Regions from separate parts of the Homo sapiens genome. Here regions 2 and 3 are each linked to region 1. Evidence: read pairs that join two places in POLR2A ChIA-PET (ENCODE). Cell type or tissue: MCF 10A. All regions are shown on one strand.

Evidence for each region. ChIA-PET counts read pairs that join two places held together with the same protein. Peaks named below come from ENCODE experiments on the same cell type or tissue, not always from the same donor. Only the 100,000 strongest peaks of a DNase experiment are listed, where the experiment ranks them.
Region 2: POLR2A ChIA-PET joins it to region 1 with 6 read pairs; 5 of 35 experiments call an interaction of 5 or more read pairs at or near these places.
Region 3: POLR2A ChIA-PET joins it to region 1 with 6 read pairs; 1 of 35 experiments calls an interaction of 5 or more read pairs at or near these places.

Annotation. Positions count from the first base shown.
Region 1 is chr2:119,248,530-119,256,529 of GRCh38, forward strand. STEAP3 (STEAP3 metalloreductase) reads left to right here. Exons shown (of 6, transcript NM_182915.3): 5 at 6,155-6,319. It overlaps STEAP3-AS1 (STEAP3 antisense RNA 1), which reads right to left and starts at 542. Exons shown (of 2, transcript NR_046721.1): 1 at 1-542. RefSeq lists enhancers at 5,882-6,825, 7,151-8,000. In MCF 10A, no CTCF peak of the experiment used is centred here; DNase peaks (open chromatin) are centred at 4,462, 4,952 and 7,472.
Region 2 is chr2:119,188,042-119,196,041 of GRCh38, forward strand. The region is part of intron 2 of LOC107985941 (a long non-coding RNA gene); the gene reads right to left. Among named protein-coding and RNA genes, the nearest start is that of STEAP3, 32 kb to the right of the region's middle. RefSeq lists an enhancer at 7,729-8,000. In MCF 10A, no CTCF peak of the experiment used is centred here; no DNase peak of the experiment used is centred here.
Region 3 is chr2:119,739,866-119,747,865 of GRCh38, forward strand. All of the region lies in intron 1 of LOC101927764 (a long non-coding RNA gene), which reads right to left. Among named protein-coding and RNA genes, the nearest start is that of PTPN4, 16 kb to the right of the region's middle. In MCF 10A, no CTCF peak of the experiment used is centred here; DNase peaks (open chromatin) are centred at 4,666 and 7,196.

The sequences.
Region 1 (8,000 bases):
GTGCAGGTTTGAAGATGGTCCAGGAGGACTTGCAGAGTGAGTGCTATGTGAGCAGAGCTGGAAGGAGGGGAGAGGGGCCGGTGGCCTGCTGGGGTGATGTTGCAGGCCACGGGGCATAGTCCTTGGGCAGAAGTGTGCCTGGTACGTTGGAGGAGCAGCCAGGAGGCCCATGTGGCTAAAGCTGAACAAGGAGGGGGTGGCAGGCGAGGCCTGAGAGGAAGAGCTTCAGCCTTAGGCTCCGAGTGAAATAGGGAGCTGGTGAAGGTTTGAATTTAGGTGTTGATCGGCCTGACATTTTAAGTGGTTCTCTCTGGTTTTTGGCTGAGAACAGACTGTAGGAGGTCAAAGGCAGCTAGCTGCTGGGGCCAGCGAGGAAGCCGTGCATATGCCCAGATTTGAGGCAGTGGAGGCTGGAGGCAGTGGGAGCAGTGGAGGAGCAAGGAGATCCTGAAGGCACATGTGAAGCTGGAGTGCATGGAATTGCCGCTGGAATGGCCCCAGGGTTTTGTGGGTGATCAGGGATGACTCTGGGGTTTGGGTCTGAGCACCTGAAAGAGAGAGTTGCCATCAGCTGAGATGGGGAAGGCTGCAGGAGTGAGCATTCCAGGTTTAGGTTTGTTGTTGTTGTTGTTGTTCTTTGTTTGTTTTACTGGGGGTGGCACTAATCATTCATTTAGAAAATTCATATGGGGCTTGGTTGCCAGCAGGGTTCCTGGGAAGTGGAGGACCTTCAGGCCACACCAGGTGGGGACCCAGGCATCAGCTGGCACCTGTGCCCACAGAAACAGGCCCCTGATGCTCCCTCCTGGTCCACAAGCTCATGGGGCTTGATTCTTAGTCCCAAGCTCACATCTTCAGCAACACTGTCTTTATTTTCTCCAAATTAATTCCACCTCCAGTGCCCAGCCCCGGGGCTGGTTGATGCATAGGTCCTGCCCACTCCAGGACGCTAGTCACCCAACAGGGTTCAGCCCAGGTGCTGGTGAGACACTTCTCATCCACCCCTCATTCCAGCCTGGCAGCCCCTGCAGCTCCTGCTCCTGCTCAGAATGCAGGGACCTTGGTGAGGCTGGGCCCTCCCCTAAACACCTAGCACAGGGCCATCCCCTCCGAGCATGGGGGATTGGCAGGACTGGGAAGCAGGGCTGGGCACCTCCTGAGAACCACAGACCTCAGCCCCTACTCACTGTCAGGGTTGCTGCTTCTCTGCCAGCAGCTACTCGACTGCCCTCGTCCTTTGCCACCCACAGATACCGGCATCATTGCATCTGTGGGCTCAGAATTTCCTAAGACAAAGGAAGAACCCCAGACTTCAGGCAGAAAAGCAAGATGCTTGATGGAAATGAGAGGAAGGGAAGAAATCAGTCATGAACCCTTAACAAGAGCTCGCTGTGTTCCAGGAACCATTCTAAGAGCTTCGTACACCACTGTGAATTCATTTAACCCCATCTCATCCCTGTAGGCCAGGTGCTATTATATCCTTATTTCATAGATGAGAAATCTGAGGCACAGAGGGGTCAAGTAACTTGGCCAAAGTCACACAGTCAGTAAGTAGCACAGCTGGGATTCAGATCCAGCTATTTTCCAGATCCATGCTTATACCCACGCTGCTTTCTACAGGCAAACCAAATTCACAATTGAGTAAATGATTTCAGAACTAGGTCATTCATTCACTCATTCACTGAGCACCTACTCTGCCAGGCCCTGGGGCCACAGAAAGGAGTAAGAAAGACACAGACCATCTGGCTCCTCGCCTCAGCTGGTGTGGGGCGGTGTGGAGGCCTGAAGGCTAGAGGCTGGACTCCTGCTCTCCAGCATCGCTGACTGGAACAAAGATCTTGACCTTGAGCAAGTCACAGCCCCTCTTTTGTCCTCGAGGCCCTGATGTGTAGATCAAGCTCTCTCCTAGTGCTAATGTTTTCAATGCTCTTTGACGATATTTTCTTACTGACTTCTACAAAGCACCAGCCCCTTGGCAGGAGGCTCTGCGGGGCTCCCTGGGGACTAGTACAATGTTGCTGCCCAGGACGGGGCAGATCTGCATGGAGGAGCCCACTCCCTCTCCCCTGAGCTGGCAGGTATTTCCAGCAGCAGTGGGAAAGACGGGGACGGTGCCCACTACCCCCCAGGGTAAAAGACACACCACTGCTCCCTCCCTCCCCTGCCACCCTTCAACTGCCTTTGTCTAAATTCTCTGCCCTGCCAAGGCTCTCCCTGATATTCTGTTAACCCAATTCTGCCCTGATGCAAATACCAGGGCACAGAGGGGCGCATGCAAGGTAATTTTCCCCGTGTCCCAAAAATCTTTAGGGCTGCAGGCCCTGGTGAGGTTGCCAGGCAACCATCCCTCCCGCAGGACGAGATCAGTCAGAGACACCGAAGGCCTCTCATGCAAAGGGGCTTAAACTTGTTCTGCAGAGTTCTTAAGGGCAAAACCAGGGCTGATGTGGTTATGTCGGGGTGGGTGGTCGGAGGGAGGCAGGGGCTTGACACACAGCAGCCCAGATACGGGGAGGTGCCCAAGCCTGGGCACATCCAAGCAGATTCTGGATGGTCCATGGTAAGCCATGCCCGCGGTTCTGGGCCTGGGCACCTGAGGCTGTTCTGCCTTCAGCCCCAAACAGCAGGGACTCCTGGGTGGCTCAGGCTTGATGTGTGGCTTCTGCTGCCAGCCCATGGGCACCTCACCACAGGGTCCCCACATGGCCACTCACCACCCCAACTGCCCACTAGGCCCTTGGGTCAAGGGAGCACATTAGTCTAGGCACAAGAAACTCCTCCAAGATTTCCTTACAGCCCTGAGTCTGCAGATTAGGAGGCAAAGGTGTATGCCAGCTGTAGAGAAAACCTTTGAGACCATGTTTACAGACAGTATTATTACCAACAATAACCGATATTTGTACAGGGCATTTGGATTTGCTTGTGTATTTCCCTGGAAATACACATTTCAACATCAAACTCAAAGATCAAGATCAAAGAAATGTTTAACCTGCACACTGTTCTCCTGTTACCTTCACCCCGTTCTCCTATTACCTTCACCCCAAGCTACATCTGCACATGGCTGGCACAGGATGGTCTGAAACTCTCATCTGACCATGTCACTGCTGAAAAGATCCAGTGACCCCAGTGTCCTTGGGATAATGGTAGAACCCTCACTATGCAGCTAGACTCCCTCCGCAGCCTCATCTCCCCTTCTCCTGTGACGTGTCAACACTTGGGTCCCATACTGTCCTCTAAATGGGCAGAGCTCATTCCTCTCGGCTTGGAACGCCCACCCCAGGACACCTTGACAGCTTGCAAACTCCTATTCCTCCTTCAAAACCCTACCTCTGTTAAGCTCCCCCAGACTATCCCCTTACTTCCCCATACCTGCCTCTGTAATCTGTTGCATTTTGTAAATACTTTTTTATTATTTTTCTTACACACTACTTCATACCCGACTCAGAGGTCCATGACTGGGTCTTCTACACCTTGGGGTCCATGGTTCCTAACACAGGTTCACAGTGCATGCTCACTGAGTGACTGATTTTTAAATTGGCCACCACAGAGCCAATATCAGGCATCTTAAGAGGAGTGCACGTAGAGCTTGGAGCAAGAACTAGTCTAACTGCCTTGCTGCCACTAAGAACAACAGCCATTTATTACATTAAGTGCCCACTGTGTGCCTGTTCCATGCTACTCATTCCACAAACGTAATGCTTTTAGTCCTGCAGTAACACAGCAAGATACAATGATGCTATGAGCCAGGAAAGGGACTGCCCAGGGTCTCATGACTGCCCACCAGTGGCAGAGTCAGCGTCAGAATCCAGGCCTATGGTCTCTATGCCCCAAGGTTGCCCTTCCACACCCTGCCACCCCCTCCTCCTCTGAGTCTGGCAGGCAGTGAGTTGGTACCACTCTCTTCCCATCCATCACCCACTATGAAGACATGGAGAGGGGCTAATGCTGCAGCCTCACTGGTCCTTCAGCGTCTGACCTGCAACCTAGAGGGAAATCCCACACCTGAATGCTGTCTTTCCATCTCTTGTTGATGAACACTCTCCTTGGCCTTCTCAAGGAGAAGGTGGTGAACTTGATCATCTCTAAACATAGAGACTTACTTACTAGGGGAGCTGTTACATCTGCGTTCCAGTTAGCCATGTGTGCCACTGGTCACCAGGGAGCTCTGAGCACAACACTGTGGTTTAATAGGCTGGCTGAGAATCTCATGGACTCCTAAGGCTGGCTTAGGTTCTGTCCTCATGCGGGTCTTTGCCATCCACTGCTCCCTAGCCCACCTCATCCCTCCCTTCCCAGCGTCACTGCAGACTGGAAATGTTAGAGGAAAAAAACAAGGCATTTTACAAGCCAATGTGGTATACGTGTGTGTAATCATCCAAACTCTGACTTGTGACATTAACTGCCTGATCTTCCCGAGGCGCAGAGAGGAATGACTAATGAAGCAGAGTTAAAGAACAAACAACTTCCAGCGAGGAGATGACTTACTCAATTCATGCTGTGAGGTGTGAGTAAGACTTCTCTGGGCAGAGGTACGGAGGAGACCTCTCTGCCCTCTGCACGCCTTTCCAGCTAATGGTGACTTCAACCACAGCAGGCACATAAGCAAAATCAAGAGAATTTCAGACATGACCTCATCCAAACCTCCTAGGTAGAGAAACTGAGGCCCAGAGACAGTCTTGCCAGAGTCACATGCCACTGGTGGTCAGGACAAGAGGCTGGGTCCCTAGACTCCTGGTCCCTTAGTGGCTTAAAGTCACCAAAGTGAGCCAGGCCTGCCCTAAAATAGAACAGAGCCAATCATTTTTCACAGATTGCAGGAAAAGCACTCAATGGATGGCATTTTCTCTGTTTCTTTAAACTTTCTCTTATAAGCTGTACAACCATTTTGCTCAGCCCAGTGGATTCACTTTTAATATTTTATGTGGTAACTGAGCTCGTGTTTTTTTTTTTCTGCTGAAATTGTTTCTCAAAAAACCTGTATGAGTCATTCTGTTTTGAGAGGCTGCCTATTAAAGTGTAGTCACATCTTCTAATGGAAATACTGTTCCTTGTTCTGCTGACATTATAGAATAAAAGTACCAGCATTTCACAGTGTTTCACAGAGAACACCTTGACTTCCAGGAACTCTGCTACCCGGTCTAGTTGCACCTTGATAAAAGTTCTTCCTCATGAGGGCACTATGCGAGTGAGTGTTGGCTGGGCTAGGAGGGGGCTCAGTGGCAAGGTGGGGAGAGAAGGGTCAGAAATCTCCAGGTTCATAGGGGCTCCCCAATTTATATGTCCTGGAACTTGGTGGGGGGGCCCAGATCTCTGTGAGGGCAGGGTAAGGGCAGGTATCTTTATTTTCTGTAGCCCAGGGCCTGGCACACAGTAGGTGCTTCGTAAGTGGTCACTGAACTGCTTGGTGAATGGCCGTCAGTCTCTCTTGCCTGGCAAAGTTGAGCCAAGGCTGTGTGCCTCAGGCAGAAGTAGAGAACTGGGTAGGAAGAGGGGAGGCTGAGAGCTTTGGGTCGGGGAGTGTTGGGGGCTCAGTGTCTGTATGTGTCTTTGTATGTCCTGAGTGTGAGCCAGTGATGGGGGCAGTGTGGGGCTCCAGGAAGACAGAGGGCTCAGGGTGAGACAGGCTGGGAAGGGAAGCAGCCAGTAAGGTGTGAGCTCATTGGCTGAGGGGATTCAGAGCTAGGAGAGCTCCTCTCTCCTGTCCTGGGATTCTGGGGCCGGAAAACCGTGAGACGGAGCCATGCTTAAGGGCTGTATTTCTGGTTGACTCCTTACTCTGCTGATGTGACTGTTCTGATTGGCTGCCCCGGGGCAGATATGTGAAAGCCCCAGGAGCCCCGGTCATTGGCACCAGGCTGAGTGGGTCCTGATCCCAGCTCTGCATCTGTTAGCTACATGTGACCTTGGGAAAGTGATTTGATCTTTGTGCCTCATTTCCTCCATCTCTAAAATGGGCTAATAGTGATCTCTACTTTGTGGGGTGGTTTTGAGGATTCGATGAGTTAATGCCTGAGAAACGCTTATCACAGAGCCAGGTAGCGTCAGGTGCAGTGTGAGCGCCCGCCGTCTTGTCTTTCTTGTGTCCTTCATCATTGCCCTCCCGGGGCACCAGCCTTTGCCACAGTGTTCATGGTTTTCCTTCCATCCATGTCAGGTCTTGGCCAACAAGAGCCACCTCTGGGTGGAGGAGGAGGTCTGGCGGATGGAGATCTACCTCTCCCTGGGAGTGCTGGCCCTCGGCACGTTGTCCCTGCTGGCCGTGACCTCACTGCCGTCCATTGCAAACTCGCTCAACTGGAGGGAGTTCAGCTTCGTTCAGGTAAAGTAGTCTCTAGTCTGCCAGCCAGCTTCAGCGTGGCCCTGGCCCACCTCTCATGAGTAAGTGCTCTGCCTTTGAGAACTGCCTGGGCTCTGATCATCTGCACAGCAGGACCACTCGGTGAGATGCCAGGCCTTCCTGACCCAGAGGGCCCATCCAAGCCTCTTGATAGGGGCTGCCTGCTACAAGCTTAACCTCCCAACACATGAGGAAGCCAGACACAGGCATGTGAAAAAATTACAGACCAGGACACTGAGCCCTGGGTCCACCATTCTCAAGCTTCTAGAATTCTTGAGCTTTCCAAACAAAATTGAATGACATGAAGTCATTGGACATTTTGCTGGTCTAGGTAGGAGTCATCATCTACCTAGACATCCATCTAGGTAGGAGTCTAGGGAGTGAGCGAGCCTAGCCCACCACCCTCCACCCCTCATCTCAACCTGGCTCTGTTGTTCCCCTTAACCCCTTGATTCATGCAGCGTGGATGAGACACAAGCATTAGGACCCCAGTTTATAGGGGATGCGACACAGCTTTTTCCCAAGGATGCCATTCCTATGAAAAAATCCAGAAAAAGGAGGTCTGTCATCAGATGAATTTGAGAAAAGATTTACTTCCCCCTAAGAGATCACAATGCACTTTGGCACATCAAAGATTCGAATAACATCTACAACAAACAAACCTTTGTTAATCAGACTTATTGGAGTGTTAGCACCCTCCCCCTCCTTTTTTCCAAATAACAGCTATCAGCACTCCACAAGCTGGGCGCTGTGGCATGTGGCTGGGATCCCAGCTACTAACAGAGGCTGAGGTGGGAGAATCACTTGAGCTTGAGCGATTCTTCCAGGAGTTAGAAGTTCAAGTGTCCAGCCTGGACATCATAGCAAGACCTTGCCTCTTAAAAAAAAAAAAATACTCCACAGAACATACTCTGGGAAATGCTGCTAGTGGCAAAAGTTTCTTTTTGCATTTGTTCATTCAACAAACATTTATTGAGCACTTACTGCAGGCCAGGCATCCTGCTAGGCCTGTGATGCAATAGAGAACAAGACAGGCAGAGCCATCTTTCCATGATAAAGGAAACGGAGGCAGGGACATTGTTTACATTTCTTTGGCATCTCCCACTGTTCTCCACACAGAATCTGCGGTCAGTGTTGGCGGATTAACTCCTCCCCTCCCATGAGTGGGAGCTGACTAATGCTGTATCCTGCCATTGTAACAGGGCAGAGAACAGCCATCCTATCCACCCCCACTATCAACAGAAATCTGTGCAGGGAGGACGTGGTACAGGACTCAGGGACAGTGACAGCGTAATGCTCTTACGTAATCCAAATTAATTGCTCCTGACCAGGGATGCTTCACATCCATTGGAACAACACAGAGTTGTAGCCGTGTGTTTTTTAAAGTGTGTCTGCCTCTGAATCTCCCTGGCTCTGCTCATCTCAGAAGGTCCCTGGAGGAGGGCTCATGGCTGACACATGTTAGCATACGAGAAGGGGAAGAATTTTATTTATCTGCCACTAATCCCCATGTGTCTCATACCCAAATCTAGGATTTTCCTCTTCCCACCTGGAGTATCCGGCGTGCATGGTTTATCCACAATTAAAGCAGACTGCAGGCTGCTCCCCTCACCAGAAAGCCGCTCCCTTAAGCAGCCATAGATTACATGCCCTGGCTCTGCCT
Region 2 (8,000 bases), 60 kb before region 1:
CGTATGGGTCCCATGATGCTATTCAAGGTTTACAGTATTGCACTAACCATGAAAATAAATGAGAACTGAGAGAGATCATGGTTTTCACTGCAATATGCAATTTACTGGAGATTGCAATAGTAAATTGTAAATTGCTATATGCAATCTACTGCTCACGTGGAGATGGTCAGTATTTCATAGTGTTTTAAGCAGACACTCGCAACACGAGCTCACCGCAATAGCAACAGGAGGTAGCTACAAAAATATTACAGTAGTACAGTGCTTACTACAGTGAATTTTATGTAGTTATGATTGAATACTTCATCTTTACATTTGTTTACATTTCCCTCAACTACAAATGGTGCCATGTATGATCTGTGTTTTTTGCATGTTTTCATAAATTTTAACTTTTTATAATAGATTTGTGTAATTTTATAGTAGTAACTTATAAAATAGACTAGTACTCGCATATACTTTATGCATTCATGACATACCTAACTTTTTGTTGTTCTTTTTTGATATTTCTGGGCTACACAAGGGCAGTGACATGATCGTAGCGCACTGTAACCTGTAACTGTAAGTTTTTTCAAACTGTCACAAATCTCAAAAAAAAAATCTAATATATTTAATGAAAACTATCCAAGTATAAGTTGACCCTTGCAGTTCAAACCTGTGTTGTTCAAGGGTCAACCTTACAAGGATTTTAGGAACTCTGCTGGGAACTGGGGACAGAGAGCAATGTGTATATTTTGTGTTATTTCAGGTGCGTTTGCTCATGCCTATAATCTCAGCACTTTGGGAGGCTGAAGGGGGAGAATTGCTTGAGGCCAGCAGTTTGAGACCAGCTTGGGCAACACAGAGAGATCATGTCTCTACCAAAAAGATCCCAAAAATTCATATTCTCCCTCCTCACTTTACCTCACACGATGCTCCAAATCAGTCTCCCACCTTAAGAATTCTCCATAAGCAAAAGCCCATCTTGAATCCCACACTCTCAGGGACCCTTGCCACACTATCCCCCCAATTTTCTTTTCTTTCTTTATTTATTTATTTATCTTTAAGACAGAGTCTTGCTCTGTCGCCCAAGCTGGAGTGCAGAGGTGCGATCTCGGCTCAGTGCAACCTCCACCTTCTGGATTCAAGCAATTCTCCTGTCTCAGCCTCCTGAGTAACTGGGACTACAGGTACATGCCACCACAGCTGGCTAATTTATATATATATATATTTAGTAGAGATGGAGTCTCACCATATTGGTCAGTCTGGTCTTGAACTCCTGACCTCAGATGACCCACCCGCCTCAGCCTCCCAAAATGCTGAGATTACAGGTGTGAGCCCCCGTGCCCGGCCTCCCAATTTTCTCATTGGCCAGTCACTCTGGTGCCCTGGGGACTAGCATCCAGCTAAGGGATAGATGCCAGCTGCTCTCTCAGTGCTATGGTTTGAATGTTTGTGCGCCCTCCACAATTCATGTTGAAAATCCCCAGCACAACAGTATCGAGGGGTGGGGTCCTTAGGAGGTGATGAGGACATGAGGCCTCTGCAGTCATGAATGGATTAGTGCCCTATAGAAGGGCTTTAGAGGCTGAGTCCCACCTTCCATCCCTCCACCATGTGAGGACACAGCATTTGTCCCCTCCAGAGGATACAGCACAGGTGCCATCTTTTAAGCAGTGAGCAGCCCTCACCAGACACCAAACCTGCCAGTGCCTTGAACTTGGACTTCCGTCCTCTAGAACTGTGAGAAATAACTTTCCATTATTTATAAACTACCCAGGCTCAAGTGTTTTGTTACAGTGGCACAGACGTACTAAGACTTGTGGGTACCCACAATTCCATAAGCCATTTTCTTTGCTTGGCCTGGGCATGACCCCCTGTGCTGTCCCCGTGAAGAAAAAGGATAAACCAACAAACTCTATGAATTAACTTCAGTGAATCTCGTATGTTTCTAATCTTCTGCTTTGGAGCTTTGGCGATAAAGAAAGATTAGGAAATTAGATTAAAAAAAACTAACATTATCTTAAATGACCCATATTCCCAATCAATATCTCTTCCCTTGAAACTTGGTGTGTATAAATCCAATACTTTTTAATGTATTTGTATATACATATGTAAACATATACAAATATATACATCATATATATGTATGTATCTGCCTAAATAACCACCTGGAGTTAGCAGGTTCCATACCTGCAGGATGCAAGCAGGGATGGGCAGAGGCAGGCTGGTCAGCTTCCAGGTATATATATATATATATACTCGGAAAATACTTGCTATTAGTTTGGTGGTTTTATTATTAACGTAAATGATGTCTTGCTGCACATATTATTCTGCAAGTTGGTTTTCCCACATAATGTGTTGGACATCTTTTAGCCCCATTTCACACTCTTAGCCTGCCTTTTGCACAAGAGTTGCTGTGGCAACAAGCTGCCCCCAGGTGTAACCTGACAGCTTCACTTCAGCTGCACCAGGTATGTCTTTCTTTCTGCCCCAGGCATCACGGTATACAGGCAAATCTTGAAGTGCCAGGGAGTCAACCCTCCCTGGAGCAATCCTTGCCCAATAGGAGAAGGAAGCCAATGAATAAATATGCCAGGCCTCGAGGTCTTAGGCCCTCAGTCTAAGGCATAGTCTACATGGTTTCTCTGGGAGTCCTCAGTTAAACTGAGCCCCGACTGCCCACAGCAATGGCCAGTGTTAAAAGAACAACCTTAACCAGATTAAATTTAACACAGTTTAACTGAGCAAAGGACAATTCGTGACTAGGGCAGTCTGCTGAGCCAGAGTAGGTTTAGACAGACTCTGGTGGAAGATTTATGGACAGAAAAAGGAAAGTGAAGCACAGAAAACAGAAGTGAGGTTCAGAAACAGCTGAATGGGTCGCAGCTCGTCGTTTGCCTTATTTGAACACAGTTTGAAAAGTTGGCCACCTTTGATTGGCCAAAACTCAGTGATTGACACAAGAGTACGTTACAGCCTGTTTACATTTCCCTGTAGGCTATAGTTTACTATGCACAGAGAAACCTTTAGGCTGAACTTAAAATATGTAAGGAGGAAGCTTTAAGCTAAATTTGATTTTTGTTGTTGTTGTTGTTTTGTTTTGTTTTGTTTTTTGTTTTTTGAGATGGAGTTTCACTCTTGTTGCCCAGGCTGGAATGCAGTGGCATGATCTCGGCTCACTGCAACCTCCGCCTCCCAGGTTCAAGTGATTCTCCTGCCTCAGCCTCCCGAGTAGCTGGGATTACAAGTGTGCACCATCATGCCCAATTAATTTTTGTATATTTAGTAGAGGGGGTGGTTTCACCATGTTGGCCAGGCTGGTCTCTAACTCCTGACCTCAGGTGATCCATCTGCCTCAGCCTCCCAAAGTGCTGGGATTACAGGCGTGAGCCACCGCGCCAGGCCACTAAACCTCAGCCTCCCAAAGTGCTGGGATTACAGGCGTGAGCCACCGCACCAGGCCACTAAACCTCAGCCTCCCAAAGTGCTGGGATTACAGGCGTGAGCCACTGCGCCAGGCCACTAAATTTAATTTAACAGTAGCTTAACACATGGCTGGATGGGCTTTTCCTACTTCCTTGTTTCATTCTTCCCAGTCCTCCAACTCTTGACTCCTAGATTTATGGACCCAAATAAATGACTCAAATGCAGTCCCTTTGTCTCAGGTTTTTGGTGGAATCCAAGCTAAAACACTAAATAAAAAATGTTGTTAAAAATAAGTTTATTTTGGTCATTATTGATCCACTTGGAGTGGTCCTCAAAATGGGATCTAGGGAATCGGTCCCTGAGGCTGGTTTCTGGGAATCCACAAATGCAAAACTATTTCCATAGTCACACTAAGGAGGTGTGGCCTTTTCAAGAAATTACATTACCCGTAAAGTGCAATAGACGGAAAACAGAAGCCCATATGAGAATCCAGCTATCTTCTAGCAAGCCAGAAGTAAAAGATGCCAGGTGCAGTGGATCACATCTATAATCCCAGCACTGAGGATTGCTTGAGCCTGGGAATTTGTGACCAGCCTGGGCACCATAGTGAGACCCCCATCTCTACAGATAATTTTTAAAATTAGCCAGATGTGGTGGTGTGTGCCCATGATCCCAACTACTCGGGAGGCTAGGAAGGAGGATCACCTGAGTCAGGAGGTCAAGGCTGCAGTGAGCTGTGATTGCACTACCACACTCCAGCCTGAATGATAGAGTGAGACTCTGTCAAGAAAGAAAGAAAGAAAGAAAGAAAGAAAGAAAGAAAGAAAGAAAGAAAGAAAGAAAGAAAGAAAGAAAGAAAGAAGGAAGGAAGGAAGGAAGGAAGGAAGGAAGGAAGGAAGGAAGGAAGGAAGGAAGGAAAGAAAGAAAAAGAGATCTGCAAAAAAATGTAAAACAATACCACTCTTCTCACTAAATTTTTGTACTTGGAAAACATAGTCATTTTTCACAAAAATGCTATTTATATTAACATAAGTATTTTGATGTGCAATGGACTTATTTTTGTTATTTTCACATAAAGATTGTTTAAATTTCTTAGTTTTAATTTCTAATACTGTAAATATCAGTAGATATAACCCATGTAAACAAAAGCTTTTTGGGGTCCTCAATAATTTTCAAGAGAGAAAAAGATTGCCAAGACTAAAAAGTTTGATAGCTATTAATAGAGTTCATTGCTTTTAACTTCTGAGTCCCATGCATACTTCATTATTATTATTATTATTATTTGTAAAGACAGGGTCTTGCTGTGTTGCCCAGGCTGGTCTCAAACTCCCAGGCTCAAGTGATTCTCCCATCTTGGATTCCCAAAGTGCTGGGATTACAGGTATGAGCCACAGTGCCCTGCCTCTTCTTTTAAAATCTAATTATGTATTTGTTATCTCTTACATTTTTCCTATCTTTCTTTTTTCTGATTATGGCCCAAAAGGGGAAGATTTCTGCCCATGCTCATGTTACTATCTTGAAATTATTTCTTTTCAGACTCTCTAGTTCAGGAAAAAGGTCCCCTGCCACATCAAGTGGCCACGGAGGAGCTTGGGCCTGTGATGTCCCCTCCCTTCTGCCTAAATGACCACCTGGAGGCAGCAGGTTACATACGTGGAGGATGCAGGCGGGGATGGGCAGAGGCAGACTGGTCAGTTTCCAGGGCACACTTCGGGGGCATACAAGGGACAAAAATGTGACGGTGGCTCAGGAGGGCACCAAAGATGGCCAAAAGCTTCTGCTTTTAAGGTGGCAGTAGGAGGCAGTTAATGGAAAAATAGAAACCAATCAAGCTACGTCTGCCACCAATGAAAATGAATTATTATTTATTCAACAAAATATAAGCTTTTTAAGAAAAAAAAAATAGCAAACGCTCAACCCACTTGCTAAGTTCCGTTGGGGTATAATGGCATCAGCTCTGAGTGCCAACTTACCTTGGCAAGGTGGTTGCACGCCCTGAGGATATGTACACCTTCTCCGCTGCTGGCCAGCTAGATGACCTTGAGCAAGCCACCCACCCTTCTGAACTTCGTCTATTTGGAAAATACAGACATTAATACCTCATAGTTTGTAATGAGGCCTTAGAGTCCACATATTAATCGTTCAGAACACAGCTCAAAAAAATCTAAAACTTCTGGTGGGGCACAGTGGCTCACACCTATGATCCCAGCACTTTGGGAGCCTGAGGTGGGAGGATAGCTTGAGCCTAGGAGTTTGAGACCAGCCTGGACAAGATAGAAAGGCCCCATCTCTATACAAAATATAAAAATTAGCCAGGGGTGGTGGCACATGCCTGTAGTCCCAGCTACTCAAGAGACTAAGGTAGGAGGATCGATTGAGCCCAGGAGTTTGAGGCTGCAGTGAGCTATGATCACACCACTGCACTCCAGCCTGAGTGACAGAGCAAGACCCTGTCACCAAGAAAAAAAAGAGAGAGAGAGAGAGAGAGAGGTGGCTTCAGTGGGCCGAATAGCAGAGATCCACTGGGAGCATTAGCAACATCAGGGCCATTGCTTCAGCAGCCTGGAACTAAAGAGGAAGAAAGCAAGAAGCTTCAGGAGATTGAACAGTAGGAAGGAAGGAAGGAAGGAAGGAAGGAAGGAAGGAAGGAAGGAAGGAAGGAAGGAAGGAAGGAAAGAAGGAAGGAAGGGAGGGAGGGAGGGAGGGAGGGAGGGAGGGAGGGGGAGAGGGAAGCATATGAGAAAGCGAGGCTAGGAGTCTTGGAGTCATCCTTGACTCATCTCTTATTGTAGTCATTGCCAGTACTCACAGCTCTCAGACAACAGTGAGGAAACAAGTTATTTTCAACATTTCAGGAAGCTAAATGGAAACCATGCACACAACAAGGTTTCAAAGTTAATTGAGGATCAAGATTTTCTGCTGTTGTCTGGTAAGTTATCAATTCTGATTTTTTTAAACCTGATTACAGGCATCCACAAAAAAATATGCAACTAACATCATGTTTAATGTTGAAAGACTAAATGCTATCCTCTGGGATTGGGAGCAAGGAAAGGGTATCCACTCTCATCACTCCTGTGTACTTAAAAAAAAAAAAGAAATAAAACATATGTTCACACAAAAGTCTGTATGCAAATGTTTATAGTGGCTTTATTTATAATTCACCCCAACTGGAAACAACCTAACATGACCTTCAGCTGGTGAATGAATAAGCAAACCATGGTACATCCATACAATGAATTACTAGACAGCAAAAAAAGAAACTGGTGATATAGGCAACAACCTGATGAATCTCAAATGCACTGTGCTTAGTGAAAGAAGCCAGGCCCAAAGGACTACATACTGTATGATTCAATGTTGTGACATACTGGAAAAGGTAAAATTATAGGAACAAATCAGTAGTTGTCAGGGTCTAGTGGCTAGGGAAATAATTGACTACAAAAGGACAGCAAGGGGGAATTTTGGGGGGAATTGGAACTGTTCTGTATCTCAAAGATGGGCATGATTGATTACATGATTATGCCAAAATTCATTCATCAAAAATGTAAATTTTTATGTATGTAGATAGATTTTATTTTAAGTGAATAAAAGGAACAGGCAACTTGGAAGCAAAAGAGCAGGAGCCGGGCCAGGCCTGCGGCTAGATTCAGAAATAGGGTTAGAGGGAATGATCGAGGGGAATGACCCAGGCAGCCACAGCTCTGGAGAGACGGCTGCAGGTGGACAAAAAGCAGGTGGAAGCGCCCAGCAGGACCTTGACCAGACAGGCAATGGGAACATAAAAGACAGCAACAGATTGCAACATCATGTCCATGGGCTCCCAAACCTGATATCTCAGAATCACTTCCAGAGCTGATTGGAAAGACAGATTCCATTGCTAAGCATAGTGGCCTGCACCTGTAGTTCCAGCTACTCCAGAGGGCTTGAACCCAGGAGGTTGAGGCTGCAGTGAGCTATGATCGCACCACAGCGCTCCAGACTGGGTGACAGAATGAGACAAGTCAGAATGAAAGAAAGGAAGAAACAAAGAAAGAGAGAGGGGGAAAGAAAGAAAGAAAGAGAGAGAGAAAGAAAGAGAGAGAGAGAAAGAAATAGAGGGGGGAAAGAAAGAAAGAGAGAAAGAAAGAGAGAGAAAGAAAGAAAAGAAAGAAAGAAAGAAAGAGAGAGAGAGAGAAAGAAAGAAAGAGAGAAAGAAAGAAAGAGAGAGAGAAAGAAAGAAAGAGAGAGAGAAAGAAAAGGAAGGAAGGAAGGAGAAAGAGCAAAAGAGACAGAGGGAAGGAAGGAAGGAAGGAAGGGAGGGAGGGAGGGAGGGAAGAGGGAGAGAAGGTGAGAAGGAGGGAGAGAGGGAGGGAAGAGGGAGAGAAGGTGAGAAGGAAGGAGGGAGGGAGGAAAGAAGGAAGGAGGGGAGGGAGGAAGGAAGGAAGGAGGGGAGGGAGGAAGGAAGGAAGGAAAGAAGGAAAGAAGGAAGGAAGGAGGGAGGGAGGGAGGGAAGAAGGGAAAGAAAGAAAGGAAGGCAGATTTCTACTGAGGCTGCCTCTTTATTCCCCTCTTTATTCCCCTCAGAGAGGTCATTTAACCTCTCTGATCTCTGTGGTTGCTGT
Region 3 (8,000 bases), 490 kb after region 1:
TATTTTGTGGCTTATTAGAGAGTGGGACTGACTGTCTGTCACCTGCTGTAACACAGGTCTAGGATGAGGCCCAGGAGAATTCTGCTGACCATGCAGCAGGCAGGGCCAGAAGCTGGGAACAGGCTGGCAAGGGCTGGAGAAACTGGGCACCACAGGCACTGGTGCAGGGAGGGGACACAAGGTCTGGGCACCGTGTCTGTGGGCTCAAAAGGCTGACAGTTTGGAACCATCTGGGGGATGTGGTCAGCCAAGCAGGCTGTTGGGGGAAGTGCCCAAGTCAGCAGGCTGCAGCTGAACTCAAAGGAACCTGACATGGATCTGGCAGCCAACGGGTGACCTGCAGGTGTGGAAAGTGGGATCCTGGGTTCTAGGGTCCCTTGGGGAGGTCACTGGCTATCAGTAATTTACTGGTAGCCCTGGCCATTCCTAGTCTTTCCTAGTGAGGGTGTGTGTAAAGAACCCACAGGAAGGCCGGGCGCGGTGGCTCATGCCTATAATCCCAGCACTTTGGGAGGCCGATGTGGGTGGATCACCTGAGGTCAGGAGTTCAAGACTAGCCTGGCCAATATGGTGAAACCCTGTCTCTACTAAAAATACAAAAAAATTAGCCAGGCATGGTGGTGCATGCCTGTAATCCCAGCTACTTGGGAGGCTGAGGCAGGAGAATTACTTGAACCCAGGAGGTGGAGGTTGCAGTGAGCTGAGATTGCGCCACTGCACTCTAGCCTGGCAACAGAGTGAGACTCCATCTCAAAGGAAAAAAAAGAACTCACAGGAAAATAGGAGTCAAGCACTATCATTGCTATGCTAGGCACTTTGCACGTCCCATCTCAGTTCCCACAACAGGCCCATGTGGTAGCTATTCTCATTCCCCAGGTTATCAAGGAGGAAACTGAGGCTCATACAAGTTAAGAAATTTGCTCAAGGTCAGCGTTAGAGTGTCTAATAAGCTAAATAAATGTCTGCTTAGGATACCTGCAAAGCAAGAGCACCTAAAAATTTGCTTCTGAAATAATTTTAAAATTGATTTTTCTAAGACTGCATCAAGGGAATCATTGCTGGAAAAAGAACTTTGTTGAATTTCCTTACAATTATTTTTATGCCCTAAACAGAATGGAAAGGGATAGGTGGAAAAAAGCTTTCTCCTCACTTTTCTCTCTTTTTATAGTGAGGGAATGAGGTGATTGGGAGGAAGAGGGAGGATTCTTTTCAAGAAGTCCTCAGAAAATGTCCTCCAACATCCCATTGGCTAGGACTGGGTCGCACACACCCCTAGACCAGTCACTGGCAAAGAGAAACCACATTGTGTTGATTGTCTTACAACAAGCACAGTGTGTACTGTGGTGCTGGGCAAATGGCCACATCAACAACACTGGGTTCTGTTAGCAAGAAGAAAGGGCCAACATAATGGTGGTTGAGTAGGCTATGGATGGAGCTATCGCAACCCTTCAGGTGCTCCCAAATCCCAGAGAAGCTAGGAAAGCACAGACGTTTCATTTACCAAATGGTTACCTTGGGTTTGGGATTTATTTACTACAGGTTTTCAAGAAGAGAATATCAATTGACCCTTATGGAGACTTGAATCCCATGACACAGTATTATTATTATTATTATTGTTTTGAGGTAGGGTCTCACTCCTGTCACCCAGGCTGGAGTGCAGTGGTGTGATCATGGCTCACTGCAGCCTCAACCCCCCAGGCTCAGGTGATCACCTCAGGTGATCAGCTTCTTAAGTAGCTGGGACTACAGGCATGTGCCACTATGCTTGGATAATTTTTTGTATTTTTAACGAAAATACATTGGTTTTGCCATGTTGCCCAGGCTGGTCTCGAACTCCTCAGCTCAAGCAGTCTGCCCGCCTCAGCCTCCCAAAGTGCTGGGATTACAGGCATGAGCCACTGCACCTGGCCAGACACAGTATTATTAGAACTATGTATGTTCTAACCAAAGCTTCCCCCCAATTCTGTCCCCTCTTTCTATTTCTCTCACCTTCTTTAATCAGCTAAGTGCCTTGTCACCTGTCTTCATTTAAAGTCCCCACTTCCCACTCCCTCCTCGACTCCCTGACATCTGGCTTCCACCTCAGTTTCTCCCTTGAAACTGTCTGGCAAAGGTCATGAATGAATATTAAGTTCCCCACTCCCTTGCACACTTTTACACTCACCGCTTACTCAGCTTTGTGACACATGGCACTGTCAACCCCTTCACAGTCTTCCAAGACTCTCCCCCTTGGTGCCTGGGGCCCTACTCTCTCCTCACCTTCTTCTGAGCTCTCTGGCTGCTCAGTCTCCAGGCTGGTTTACCACAGGGGCCTATTCCCAAATGTTGGGGCTTATTCCCAGGGTTCTTCCCTTTACTTCCTTTCTTCTCTCTCCAGACACTATCCTTACGACATGCACTACCATCTCAGATCTCTAATTCCAGTGCAGGCTGGAGACCTGAGCTGCAGATCTGTATGTTTAATTGACTTTTGGATAGAATTTCACAGGCTTCTCAAGTTCAATTACTTGTATTTATTTATTTAGAAACAGGGTCTTGCTCTGTTGCCAGGCTGGAGTGTAGTGGCACCATCATAGCCCACTGCAGCCTCAAATCCTCAGGCAGTCCTCTAACTTCTGCCTCCCAAGTAGCTAGGACTGGAAGCACATACTACCATGCCTGGTTATTTTTTTTTTTTTTTGTAGAGATGGTTTTTATATGTTTCCCAGACTGGTTTCATATTCCTGATCCTCCTGTCTCGGACTCCCAAAATGCTGGGATTGCTGGTGTTAGTCACTACGCCCGGCTCAACTTCTGCTAAATGGACTAATCATACTCTCTTACTTGCCTTTTCTCTTGTGCCTCCTCATCTTGGTGACTGGCACTACCAGCTAACCAGCCACTTGGCCAAGCCAGAAACCTGGGTTCCGCCATGCAATAGATAGATCAAGTCATATTGTTTCTATTTACCTGGTGTCTCAGGTATCTCTGTTCTCTTGTATATCCACAACTTCCACCCAGACTCAAACATATATCATAACTCTCTGGGTCATTACAAGGGTCTGAAACTGATCCTCCACCTTTATGTTCACCCTAGCCCCCAGCCTATGTGTCACCATCATGATGGTGGTCTTTATAAAATATGGAGATGATCATTTCTCCACTCTTTAGAAGCCTTCTATGGCTCTTCTCTGATGCCAACACATAATTCATGACATAGAAATGCAAAGGCAGCCCGTCTTTTCAGCCATATTGGCTTAGGCTCTCTCCACTCTAGCTGGAGACAGAAAGACATTACATTGCATTTTAATAGGTAAAATGTTTTACCTTTAATAACTTGGGTTGCTTGCATTTTTATAACTCTCTTTGATTTGTCCAGCTCCATTTTGGGAGACCATTATGTAATGATGTGACTAAGCTTCAGTCTGAAACACTGTGTGTCTGATTTGAATTGTTGAAACCTCTAAATTCAAGTTTCCTTATATGCTAAATGGGGATACTAATACTTGCTCAGAGGGGAGTTGGGAGGTGTAAATTCAGTGATATATATAACAGGCATGGCATATGGTAAGTGTCCAATCAATGATAACAGCTACTACTTATAGAGCAGATCTTACTCTGTGCCAGGATGGTTCTAGGTGCTTTTTGTTGTTAGTTCCTTTGATCTTCATAAAAATCTTATGAGGTAGATACCGTTATTCTTATTCTATGGATGGAGAAACAAGCACGGGGGTTTGCATAGCCCATCCAAAATCGCACAGATAGTAAGTGGCAAAGGGAGATTTGAATCCTTGCAGAGTAGGGCCAGAAACTATACTCTTTTGGTTTTGTTTTGTATTTTGAGACAGAGTCTTGCTCTGTCACCCAGGCTGGAGTGCAGTGGTGCGGTCTCGGCTCACTGCAAACTCTGCCTCCCAAGTTCAAGCGATTCTCCTGCCTCAGCTTCCCAAGTACCTGGGATTACAGGAGCGTGCCACCATGCCTGGATAATTTTTGTATTTTTAGTAGAGATGGAGATTCACCATGTTGGCCAGGCTGGTCTTGAACTCCTGACCTCAAGTGATCCACCTGCCTGGGGCTTCTAAAGTGCTGGGATTATAGGCGTGAGCCACCACGCCTGGCCCAGAAACTATACTCTTACCCACTAAGGGACCCTGCCTCTTCATAACTGTTGATCATTTAAATTAGTGCATTTATTTTAACTGTATGTACCAGAAAGTACACTTGGAGTTTTTAATAAATATGTTACAAATGATTTGGAGGAAACATAAAATATAAGGACTAATTTCTAGAATGTTAGTATAAAAGCAATAGAATGTCCTCTACCACACACAAAAAAACCAACCTCTTGATACATTGAAGATGCTTTTTCTTCACTGAATTGATCCAGGGACAAATTGCTTTGACATCATTGATACCAAAATAATTCAGACCAAAATTAAATCTATCATTCTGTAAATTAAGGAGTTTAGAAATTACTTCAAAGAGATTGACATTTTTGCCTTTTTCAAAATTCCCATTTCACAATGCCTTCATTTTGGAAGAGCTTCAAGCCAGAGGCACTTGTGGCTGCCCTTCAGGTAAACTTGACTTTTAGCTGGAGCAAAGTGCTCCACAGTCACAGCATTTACCTAGTTCTTCTTGGTTTGGATTTTTGCCAATCTGGCAACAACCATAGGTGCCCCAGGATGACTGTAGTGGTGCCCCAGGATGACTCAGGGACTGGAGTGTGTGCTTTATGTCAATACAGACAGTTCTCTCACTGCTTGGTCTCAACTCCATGAACACTTGGAAATTTTACCCCTCGCAAAGAGAGGGAGAATAAGTGTACAGGCTTTTAGATCATCCCTTCTCTGGTCTCCAAAATCCTTTAGGGCAGGGACTGTGTTATATTTACCTCTGCAAACCCAGATCCTGGCATGATGCCTGGCACAGAGAAGGCACTTAACTAAGCCAAGTGCTGGTGGGTTTAGAAGTCCTAGTTTATCTTCTTCTTCAACCAGAATTGGTTAAGAATACGGGTTGGGATGACAGAGTACCTACAAGGGACAGATATTGGTACCCTCTCATACAGGAACCTGGATGGTAGTGATAAAATGAGATATCAGTTGATAATATTTGAGAAATTGTCAAGTTGTTGGAAACACATATAACTTCCCCAAATAACTAAGTTGGAAGACTGTACTAGTTTGAATGTGTAGATTCTGGAATTCTTATAACAACAACAACAAAAAAGGCACACCATAATGATCACACTTTATAGTGGCACATGCTTCCTCTTCCCTATAAACCAAATGAAGATATAGTTCCAATTCTCTCCTCTTTTGGTTGATATTTCTCTTGCTCTTTTCCCATTAAGACTACATCTGTGATTCTGTAAAATCTTTCCTTCCCTTTCTTATTACCTAAGCATATAAAACATTCATATGTGGAAAGATTCTGATATGCACGATAATTCCAAATGCTGCAAGCCCAAACAGACTTAGAAAAATTCTCGATCTCCTACCAAAGCATGCTTAAATCAGAAATGTCTTAAAGCACTAAAAGAAAAAGGGAAAAATTTTAGGGCAAAGACCCAATTGTAGTAGCAAGGAAAACCAGTGGTTGAAGAGAGAGTACATGGAAGGGTATTTCCTCCCCACCCCAGGCACTCTGCAGTGACTTGATGGAGCATTGGGCAGGATCTTAAAATAATCCACTCTCCCATCAGACACTATTGAATTACTTATTATCTTCATAAACAAGTACTGCCATTAATTAATAACACTATGTACCAGGCGCTAGGCTAAGTGCTTTGTATGCCATCTCTTTTAATGTTCCTCACACTTTGCAGGTGTCAATAATCCATTTTTAGAGGTTGAGTAATTTGCCTAAGAACCTACAGCAAATAAATCTGTTGTACTCCACAGTCCAACTTCCTTCCACAGAACCAGTATTTCCAAGACAGGCCCAGAGCCTGGCATTGTTAGCAAAGCTGTGCTTATTAGCTGTGTGGGTGAGAGGAGCAAAGGAGTTAAGACCTTCAAAGTGCAGACAGCAGTGCCTGGTAGGGGGCAAGCACTCAATAACGGTTGCCAGTGTGCAGATGCTGTCCTTGATGAGGAGGGCAACCCAGTTTGTCCAGGTCGAAAGGGAGGCTCAGAGCACAGGTTAAGATGGGGCCAGGGCATGTGTTATCCTGACAGTTGCCTGGTAAAAGACCTGATCCAAGAAGGAGAAATGAAAATTAAGGGGAGAGCCTGCTTCAACCAGAGCAACTGGCCCAGATCTCCAAGCTCGTGGGGCCACGTGAGGATTCAATGAAGACCAGGAGGGTTGAGAGAAGGCAGCAAGGAACAGGTAGGGGGATGTTGTCTGGTGGTTTAAGTAACTGTCTTTGGATGCTAGGCACAGGGTGTAGAGCCCCTTCTGTGGAGACCTCAGACCTCTCCCCAATGCTAGCAGCAGCTCTTCAAGGTGTGCCTGATAGAAAGAGCCTGGGAAGAACACATGCCAACCTGACCACAGCAGTCAACTCATGGCCAATGAGGAGGGCCCAAGCTTGGGAGCAGTTGCCAATGGACATGCTTGCCTTGTATGTAATCAATTTTAATATGTTAATAAAATCAAAATGCAGTACCTTTAAAATGGGTCTCATACATGACAGCTCTCTGTCAACTGTGACACACAGTGGAAATGCTGTGTGTGAGAGGGAGATAGAGATGTGCTGGAACGGGGAGGGGCCAGAGGTCTGGATTGCTGGCGATTCGTCCTTCTCCACTGTGGCAGATGCTGCTACGGATCTTCCAGTTTCCAGTCTCCCCTCTCCCTCAGTATTAGAAGTGCAGAAGCCTCACATTTCAGCTGGGAACACTGCAGCCCTGCAGTGGAGGCCACACTTCTCAGGCTCCCTTGCATCAAGGTGTGGCCACATGACTGAGCCCTGGCCAGTGATGAAGTGACATGTGCCAGCTTCAGGAAACTCTCCTTTGAGCTGCAGGCACCTGCCTTTGCCCCCATTTCTTTGTCTCTTCCTCCAGTGGCCGCCTAGAATATGGATGCATTGGAGACCTAATCACCAACTTAGACCATAAAGATGGGAGCCACACCCTAGGGATCGCAGAGCAGGAGCTGGAAAGAGCCTGGGTCCCTGAGGACATCACAGAGCAGGGCCACTATGCCAGCCCAGGAGCGCCTCCCTCAATTATTCACAGGACAGGGACACGAACCTCTCCTTGTATGAGTCACTGTAGTTTAGGTTTTCTGCCAAATGCGGAAGGGACTATCTCAGTCTCTTGGATTCTTTTGTTAATTTTTGCTTCTTCTCTGCCTATGTGCAGGTCTCTTAGGAGCCCCCCTGCTGAACTGAGGAGGCTGAGGCTGACCCGTGTGTCTCAGCCGTTCCCCTTTGTGAGCCCCTAAGTGCCTTACAGACCATGTATTTATTAGTGGTCTATTGTTAATAATCATAGTAAGCTATCCAAGCTGACTTTTTACTGAGCTTCGGAGTTTCATGGTTATAAGAGAATGAAAACCTCAGAATAAAATATTAGGCTCTTTGATCTGTGTGAATAGTCACTCTTGAGCTGTTCTGGGTGTGTTTTTCTGTGATTTCCCAGCTATCGTGCTAAGCGTCGCACTCAGTCTCAGCTGCCTGTTAACGGCAATAGGAGGACTGATGCATTAGCATAACAAGGGATCTGCAGCTAGCCTAGGCGCTCTGAGTACTCCATGCACAGATGGGGTGGACGGTGGGCAGGGACCAGAGCTGGGTGGGGAGGGTGGAAGGGCATCTGAGAACAGGCAGGCATAGAAGGCAAGCGCAGGAGAGGTAGAGTCAGAGGGGTGGACAGAGATGGCTCACTGCCACTTAATAGGTATACAATGAGCATCTCTTGAAGAAAGAAAGGGAGGAGGATGAGAGGGAAAGAAGGAAGGAAAGAAAGAAAGAGGCTGCTAAGACCAAGTGCTAGGCAGCCAAAAAAGCTTTGGGGGTTGCTTCAATAGAATACACAGGACAAGAATGTACATGCAGGTGCACT